Regions from separate parts of the Homo sapiens genome. Here region 2 is linked to region 1. A link is a contact called in ENCODE Hi-C data. All regions are on one chromosome and are shown on one strand. Each heading gives the region's core, a stretch centred on a gene start or an enhancer-like site at or near the end of the contact. The rest is flanking DNA. Distances are from core to core; before and after follow the strand shown. Region 1 overlaps LOC107985695 (a long non-coding RNA gene). Region 2 holds the start of BMP15 (bone morphogenetic protein 15).

Region 1 (4,472 bases), core at 185-2,684:
GGCGCGGTGGCGGGTCTGTAATCCCAGCTACCCGGGAAGCTAAGGCAGGAGAATTGCTTGAACCTGGGAGGTGGAGGTTGCAGGGAGCCGAGATCAAGCCACTGCACTCCAGCCTGGGAGACAGAGTGAGACTGTCTCAAAAGTAAATAAATAAATAAATATAAATAAAATTGTAAAATATGCATTCACAAGTTAGTGTTACTGGAAAACTGCATGTTATGTAACAGTATGTACAGAAGTGAAAAAGTACAACCAAAATGATATATCACCAAAATTAAAAACACAAAAATTTAAGATAAAAACAAAATGACACGTACAAGTAAACCGTTTTTTTTAATTTATGTAAATATAAACACGGACATTTAGAAATATACACATTGAAAGGACAGAGATGAGAAATTATTCCTTGGGTGTTGGGTGTCTGTTTGCCATTTATTTCTATAATGTAGTTCCCTCTTTTCTGAAAAACTTGCAACCAACGTGGATGACTTTTCCAAAGAGAAGAGGGACCCAGCATGGTGGCTCATGCCTGTAATCCCAGCACTTGGGAGGTCGAGGCAGGTGGATCATCTGAGGTCAGGAGTTCGAGACCAACCTGGCCAACATGGCAAAACCCCTATCTCTATTAAAAATACAAAATTAGGTGAGTGTGGTAGCAGGCACTTGTAATCCCAGCTACTTAGCAGGCTGAGGCAGGAGAATTGCTTGAATCCCGGAGGCGGAGGTTGCAATGGGCCAGGATCGCGCCACTGCACTCCAGCCTGGGTGAGAGAGTGAGACTCCGTCTCAAAAAACAAACAAACAAAAAAACACAGAAGAGAAAACACTCTCTGAAATGGAAGTAAAGGGACTAGAAAACAATGGGAAGCTATTTAGTAGTAGGGGAAAGGGCTATTTTCCAATGGCGAGTGACAAAACCACAAGGCAAAACTGTCCCTCCCCCTCCAACTGGAGTCCATACAGGGACGCATGCACACGGGCACACGTGTGTCCCTCTGTGAGCGTTGTATGGTGCACACTGATAGACTGATGGGGACCCTCTGACCATTCCTGTGAGGACTTGAGCCAAAAAGCTACTTCTCTCTTGGCACACCTGGCCTAGCCCAGTGTGCTTTTGAAACTCTAGGAACCATTGGAGTCCACTGGAGGGCTTCTGAAAACACCAACTGCTGGGCCCCAGGCCCACAGCTTCTGATTCAGTGGGTCATGGGTGGGGCCTGGGAGTATGCATTTTTAATAGATTCCCAGCGAGGCAGCTGCTGCCTGCCAGGGAACCCCACTTTGGGAACCACTGGACTAGTGTCTGGGTCAGCGAATAGAGGAGGCCACCCGGAGGCCAGAAGGTGCCTGAGGCCCTGGGCTTCATGGCTGGTGGCTGGAGATGCCCTCCTCCAGGCCTGGAGCTTCCTCAACCTGACAACTTGCCAATAAGGGAAATGGGCGCGATCTAACGTGCCGCGAACTAGTGCAGACTCACAGCCTAGGTCGAGTAGGAATGGAATTCTAGAAATGATATATGCCAAGAGTTTGCAGTGTAGACCTCAGAATCATCTCAGATTCAAAGAGGAAACCAAACGACTGCAGCAGCAGCAGCAGCAGCAGCAGCAGCAGCAGCAGGGAACAGGTTGGCTACAGAGCCAGTGGTCACACCCGGCTTTCTGCAGCCTTTCTGGCTCCGCAGCATTTTTTTCAGAGCTTAAGGGCGGGAGGAGATGCTGTATATTTAGGGGTGGAGTGAGGAATAGCGGAGCATTCCGGCATTTCTGGAGTAACACTGCCCCCAAGAGCAATCTGTGATAAAGCCTCAAGCTATGTGGACAAACAACATGAAAGGCGAGGTAATGAAAAAAAGATCCAGAAAGATCCAGCAGCCAACTTGACGATCCTCGCTGATTGAAGATTAAAGCACTATGAGCGCAGCTAGGTTCAAATAGCGGTTCTGCCACTTACTCACTTTGTGACCCTGGGCAAATTAGTCAACTTCCCTGTGCCTCAGTTTCCCCTACTTGTACTTCATGGGGGATTAATGAACTAATATATGGAAAGTATTCAAAGCATTTCTGCTGACTACAGAAACTCTTTACAATTCTCCCAGAAATAATCCAGGTCATCATGCATTTGCCCACATTCCATCTTTGTCAGGAATTGTAGGCCAAAATGTTCTTTTTTTATTTTAATTTAATTTTAATTTTTTTTTGAGATGGAGTCTCCCTCTGTCTCCCAGGCTGGAGTGCAGTGGCGTGATCCGGGCTCACTGCAACCTCCACCTCCCAGGTTCAAGGAATTTTCCTGCCTTAGCCTCCCGAGTAGCTGGGATTACAGACGCCCGCCAACATGCCTGGCTAGTTTTTATGTTTTTTTAGTAGAGACGGGGTTTTGCCGTGTTGCCCAGGCTGGTCTCCAACTTCTGACTTCAGGTGATCCGCCTGCCTCGGCCTCCCAAAGTACTGGGATTGTAGATGTGAGCCACTGCAACCGGCCCAAAATGTACTCTTTTTTTTTTTTTTTTTTTTTTGAGGCAGTCTCACTCTGTCGCCCAGGCTGGAGTGCAGTGGTGCGATCTCGGCTCACTGCAAGCTCCGCCTCCTGGGTTCACGCCATTCTCCTGCCTCAGCCTCCCGAGTAGCTGGGACTACAGGTGCCCGCCACCACGCCCGGCTAATTTTTTGTATTTTTAGTAGAGATGGGGGTTTCACCGTGTTAGCCAGGATGGTCTCGATCTCCTGACCTCGTGATCCGCCCGCCTCCGCCTCCCAGAGTGCTGAGATTACAGGCGTGAGCCACCGCGCCCGGCCAATGTACTCGTTTTTTAAAGACAATGCTTAGTTATAGTTCTCCACAATTAAACCCAGCACAGTGGCCAGGAGTGGTGGCTCATGTAATCCCAGCACTTTGGGAAGCCAAAAGGATCACTTGAGACCAGGAGTTCGGGACCAGCCTGAGCAATATAGGGAGACACCCACCCCCCCCACCTGTCTCTATTTTCAAAAATAAAATAGGCCAGGTGCAGTGGTTCAATGCCTCTAATCCCAACATTTTGGGAAGCTGAGGAGGGAGGATTGCTTGAGTCCAGGAGTTTGAGACCAGCCTGGGCAACATGTTGAGGTCCCATTGCTACCAAAATTTTTTAAAAATTAGCCAGGTGTGGTGGTGCATGCCTGTAGTCCCAGCTACTTGGGAGACTGAGGTGGGAGGATCACTTGAGCCCAGGAAGTCAAGGCTCCAGTGAGCTGAGATCATGCCACTGCACTCCAGCGTGGGTGACAGAGCAAAGACCCTGTCTCAAAACAAACAAATAAATAAAATACAGTAAAATAAAATTATAATAAAATAATATAAAATATAAAGACATTAGTTGGGTGTGGTGGTTCGTGCCTGTAGTCTCAGCTACTCAAGAAGCTAAGGTGGAAGGATCGCTTGAGCCCAGGAGTTCAAAGCTGCACAATGAGCTATGAGCACACCAGTGCACTCCAGTCTGGGCGACAAAGTGAGACGCTGTCTCTAAAAAAATTTTTTTTAATTAAATTAAAATAAAAGAAATTTTTAAGGTCAGGTCTGGCTTTTTTTAAAAAAAAGTCATGAGTCATACTCTCAATATAGGCATAGAACACTGTTTACAGCTTTTGCCTCCATAAAATTATTTTTCTGTTATGGAAAATTTCAAGCGTATAAAAAAGTAGAGAGAACAATACAATAAATCTCCATGTAGTCATCACCTAGTTCAACATTTATCAATTCACAGCCAATGTTGTTTCTTTTATGTCCTCTACCCACATCCCCACTGGATTATTTTGAAGCAACACCCAGATATTACATCATTTTACCCATGAATCTCTCAAGATGTTGCTGTAAATGATAAGAACTTTTCCTTTTTTTGTTTTTTTTTTTTGAGACAGAGTCTTGCTCTGTTGCCAGGCTGGAGTGCAGTGGTGCAATCTCGGCTCACTGCAACCTCCGTCTCCCAGGTTCAAGCAATTCTCCTGCTTCAGCCTCCCGAGTAGCTGGGACTACAGGTGCACACCACCACGCCCAGCTAATTTTTGTATTTTTAGTAGAGTCGGGGTTACACCATGTTGGCCAGGATGGTCTCCATCTCTTGACCTTGTGATCCGCCCGCCTCAGCCTCCCAAAGTGCTGGGATTACGGGCGTGAGCCACCGCGCCCGGCCCAAATGATAAGAGCTTTTAACAAGTTAGCAGTAAATCATGATCATATCTCAAAAATAATAATTCTTTAATCAATTATCTAGTCAGTTACTTTGTCTCTCTCTTTATTTATCAGTTTTCAGAATGAGTTGGTTCACTAGCATCCTCCAAAGGTGGCCAGGGAGATTTTGTGGCATCATTCTGCCCTGAGGGCTAGGTGATGTATTTCAATCTATTGCAGTTATTGTTCTTTTTGATGCTCAAATTGCCCCATCTTTGGCCAATGGGAGCCTTTGAAACTTGCTTGATATGACCCCAGTAATCTAT
Region 2 (4,466 bases), core at 827-3,326, 2.3 Mb before region 1:
ATTCACAATTTAACTGTGTGTGCTTATTTGTCTCCCCTACGAGAACATATGTTCCATGAAAGTAGGGGTTTTACCTATCTTGATCACATCTGTATGCCTAGTACTCAGTAGGTGCCAACATTTGGCACCTAATATTTGTTCAATGAATCTCTACCCACACCATTTTCTCTTTCCTAAATCAGAATGCACTTATCTGCCTCAATGCATGACCTCTTTGCTCCTTCTGCAAGGTCAGTTTCAAGTACTACCTCCTCCATGAGGCCTTCCAACAGTCTCTTCACTTCAAGAAATGAGCCATTTCTTCTCATAGGTCCTGGGAGCCCTACTGTTTGTCCTTTCCAAAGCACTTGGCATACTGTAACATTATTATGTAATTATCTATCCATTCCACTATACTGGGAACTTCTAGAGGTCGGAAAAGTATTTGCTTCTATATACCCAACCCAAACACACTGCCTGGCACTCAATTAAAATCCAGTGGGGAGTCAGAACAGCAAGATGATTAACACACAGGCTTTGGGCCTGAGAGCCTGGGTTTGATACCTGGCTCTAGCAATTACTGGTTGTATGACATGGGTAAGTGACTCTGATCCTCAGTTTCTTCACCTATCAAGTAGGCATGTTAATACTACCTAATCTGGTAGTTGTGAGGATTAAGATAATGTTTATAAAACATTTTGTGCAATGCCTGGCACACAGTAATCTCACAGTAAGGGTTAGGTACGAGAATATTTATTGTTTTGCTTGGGGAGGGGATTAAGTCCTGTCCCTTTTCATCTCAGACTAGTGAAGGCTACAGATTGATCTCACTAGGTTCCCAAGAATTCCTTGAAGTTGATGACTGTCTGCATTCTCTAGAGAGTCCTACACTTCAATAGCCCACTGTTGTCCTGCAACAATGTCTGATGCAAATGTTAAAAGCAAAATCAAGCATGATGGGGACAAAAAAAAGTTCCAAAATACACTTAGTCCCAGAATCCCAAAGTAGCAATATGGCCCAAGTAGAAAAACTATTGGGGGTACAAGGATATTGGAATACTGCATTTAAAGACTTAAGAAGTTACCGACAGACTTTAGAATCAGACAGACTTCAGCTGCAATCCCATCTCTGCGACCCACTATCTGTGTACCATTTGCAAGTTACTTAACCTCTCCGTGCCTTAGTTTTAAAATTAGGCTAATTGCATCAAGACAGTTAAGATAGTAGCTTTCATTAAGAAATACAGTAGCACATGTTCACAGAGCCAGGTATACAGACCCTCAGATGTAAGCTTATTTATGTCCTTTCTGAGGCCTTATAAGTTTCCCCAACTCAGCAAGCTGTACTCTAAGAGCAAAACGCCACTTAAATAGCCCTCCACAAGAATATAGCTGGATATGTCTCTACAGTTTTCAGAACTATCACAAGCAATAAAAGTTTCTGTGAAAGATAGGTGATGGCACATCACTCAGTTGTCCTGGGGCCTGGGAAAGATTTCTCAGTAGGCACCAAGGCAATCTGTTCTTAAGTTGATGCCCTAAAGGGAAGTAGGCTTGGCGCTGGCTTCTCCAAAGCTTGCCATCCTTTGAAAACCAAGCCTAAAGAAACAACCTGCCCACAAGGCAACAAAGCCTGACAGTAAACCCACCAATTCCCTTTTCTCTACACTCCTCTCCACTTCTCTCCCTTCCAGGGCAGTATGGGGGCATAACAACTCACCTCTGTGAGGCCTTGCCACATTGGTCAAGGGCTTCACCAGCCTCACCATGGTGGCCCCAATGGTGCGGTTCTCTCTAGGGTGCCCATGCGAGTCAGCTGAACGCCGGTACAACTCCAGCATGTACCGCAGTGAATGCCCTAGGAGCCGGGGCTTCCTTGGCTGTTCGCCAGGGGATTCTTCTAGCAGCTCCTCAATCAGGGGCAAAGTAGGGGCCTCAGCCAGAAGGGCAATAGAGGACTGCCCTCCTTCTGCCATTTGGGCCCTGTGTTCCATGAAAAGCACGAGTTCACAAAGAAAAAGAATTCTAAGAATACTGAGGAGGACCATCTTGAAAGGCTTAGTGTTCAACAACAGGCCCCAACACAAGCCCAAGGGACGTCACTCTGACCATTTCCTTTCATGCAGATAACTGCATCCTGGCTCCACAACCAAGGATGGGGCAAGAAAAAGAAAGGCAGGCAGGCCCTATGTTGCTTTCTCTAAGAGGATCTCCTGGACCAAAGTTGCCTCATAACTTGGCCTCTTTGCATCAAAAGAAACAGAAACAGAAGGTGGGACAAGGCAGCATGCCCCTCCCGCTCTCCCGGGCTGAGAACAAGATAGTACCTATTGAGAGGCTCAGGTAACTTAAAAGGAGAGGTCCATTTCAGGACCCACTTCCTTAACTTATCCACTAGAATGAAAAAAAGCAGCCTGATCCTACTTGCCCCTACAGCCTTAAAAGTAGTCCCTTAATCCATCCTTAAAGGGCCAGAGGCCTCCTGTTCCCATCCTACTTCCATGCCTCTAATGCAGCATTTCTCAAAATATTGTCTGCTAATAATCTGCAGTGAAACTATCTGGGGTGATTATTAAGAATGTAGACTCCTGGGTCTGAACCAGGATTCTCTGGGATGGCGTCCAGAAATCTGGCTCTTTACCAGTGCTCCAAGAAGTTCCTATGAAAACCTAAAATGTGGAAACTACTGAGTATGGCTGCTGGAGCTTGAAGAAGATGCCGTAACAGTGGTTCTCAATCTTGGCTGTAGATTGGAATCATCTGGGAAGCTTTAACTATTATGAATGCCTGGGTACCATTCTGATGTAATGGGCCTGGGTTGTAACTAGTGCATCAGGATTTTTTTAAGTTCACAAGTGATTTTAATGTGCAGCCACGTTTAAGGACTCTGACTTATAATTTTCTGGTTTACCTTGGAAGGTGTTGAGATCCTTATTGGGCTTCATTAGAGAAGCCTGAGGAAGGGGAAGAGTAATCTATGGGAGCTAACCTAGCCCAGATGGTTAATGTGAAGCAGCAGGGCTCGGCCAGTTTTAAGGCTGCCTCAGACCATTATTCTGCAGAAAGATAGTAGGTATAGTCCTGGCCGTACCGAAGTAGAAACATATGGGGATCTGGAGAGAAACTGGGGAAGCAGGTCAAGACCTGGCTCTAGGAGATGATGAGTCAGGCTTGATTTGTGGGAGGCCTTTACCTTACACCAGGAGTATCTATGGACAGACATTACTGTGGAACAGGCGTGGACTTGGTAATCAGGCAGATCTGTGTTTGAGTTGCAATTCTGTCCCTAGCTGTAATTTAACCTTTCCAAGGCAAATTTCTAGCTGTAATTTAACCCTTCCAAGACAAATTTCTTCACTTCCCTACACCTTAGTTTTCTCATCTGTAGAATGGAGATAACACGTTTTACCTCACAGGTTGTTGTGAGGAAGCAAGGAAATAATCTATGTTAATTGCACAAAGCCTAATTAGACACAAGACATAGGGTTACATGTTCAAATTTATTTGTGCTCTTCCTCTGTTTTTTTTTCTAACATGACCTTGGGCCCTGGCATGTAGTGTAAAACAAAAGGCATAGGTTTACGGGTCCTCTACATCTGGACTCAAATTTCAGCTCAAAAACTCATTAGCTGGGTTACTTTAAGCAACATTTCTCCCAGACTTAGTTTCTTCATCTATACTGCTGGCTCCTTCAGAGAGCTGTTGTGAGGGTTGTATTGTATAATATACAAGTAAGGGATATAAACAGATGATTCACAATAGGCAAAATTTAGATGGTCAAATGTATGAAAAGATGTACTGGAAATCAGAAAAACGCAACTGAAAACAACATTAAGATACTATTCAACACCCAGTATTGATAGCACATTAAATGGATCGATAGCACATTAAAAGTCTGGCACTATTAAGTTCAGGTGAGGATATGGAACATAGGTATAATATATAGAATATCTATATAGATATTCTATATAGAGAGATTCTATATAGAGAGATATGGAACATCTCACACTGCTGTTGAGAGTGTGATTTGGTATAATAATTTTGGAGAGCAATCTGGCATTATCTCTGTTAAGGTTGAAGATATACAATTCAGCAATGCTATTGCTAAAGCAGTAGCAGTTTTAGATACTTTTGTCTGTGACTTACAAAAATGAATACATTTTACATTGCTACCCATTACAAACACAAGCACACACGCATATATACCTTGAAGTAAATCTTTTCTGAAACAATACTTATTCTTACAACATATTGGAAGAGGCAATACAGTTGACCCTTGAACAACATGGGGGTTAGGGGTGCTAACTCGCCCCCCCATCTCCCATGCAGTCAGAATTTGGTATAACTTGACTCCCCAAAAACTTAACTACACGTCAACCTTGAACAACATGGGTTTGAACTTCACGAGCCCACTTAAACACGTTTTTTTTTTCCCACCAAACATGGATCAAAAATACAGTATTCTCAGGATGCAAAACCCGCTTACA

The links. A loop is a pair of places that touch in the nucleus more often than their neighbours do. Pooled maps may share reads with other maps.
Region 2: a map of MCF 10A shows a loop between it and region 1 (14-fold over the local background). The contact joins the promoter of BMP15 here to the enhancer-like site in region 1. A Hi-C loop is called at or near these places in 4 of 168 maps with a recorded cell type or tissue (IMR-90, MCF 10A, endothelial cell of umbilical vein and 1 more) and 7 of 50 pooled maps.

The regions. Positions count from the first base shown.
Region 1 is chrX:48,628,818-48,633,289 of GRCh38, reverse strand. All of the region lies in intron 1 of LOC107985695 (a long non-coding RNA gene), which reads right to left. Among named protein-coding and RNA genes, the nearest start is that of WDR13, 34 kb to the right of the region's middle. RefSeq lists an enhancer at 1,393-1,462. Within about 2 kb of position 1,434, at least 2 of the 41 ENCODE cell types and tissues checked have a DNase peak (open chromatin) inside an H3K27ac peak, as active enhancers do.
Region 2 is chrX:50,908,345-50,912,810 of GRCh38, reverse strand. BMP15 (bone morphogenetic protein 15) reads right to left here and starts at 2,076. Exons shown (of 2, transcript NM_005448.2): 1 at 1,700-2,076. The coding sequence starts at 2,027.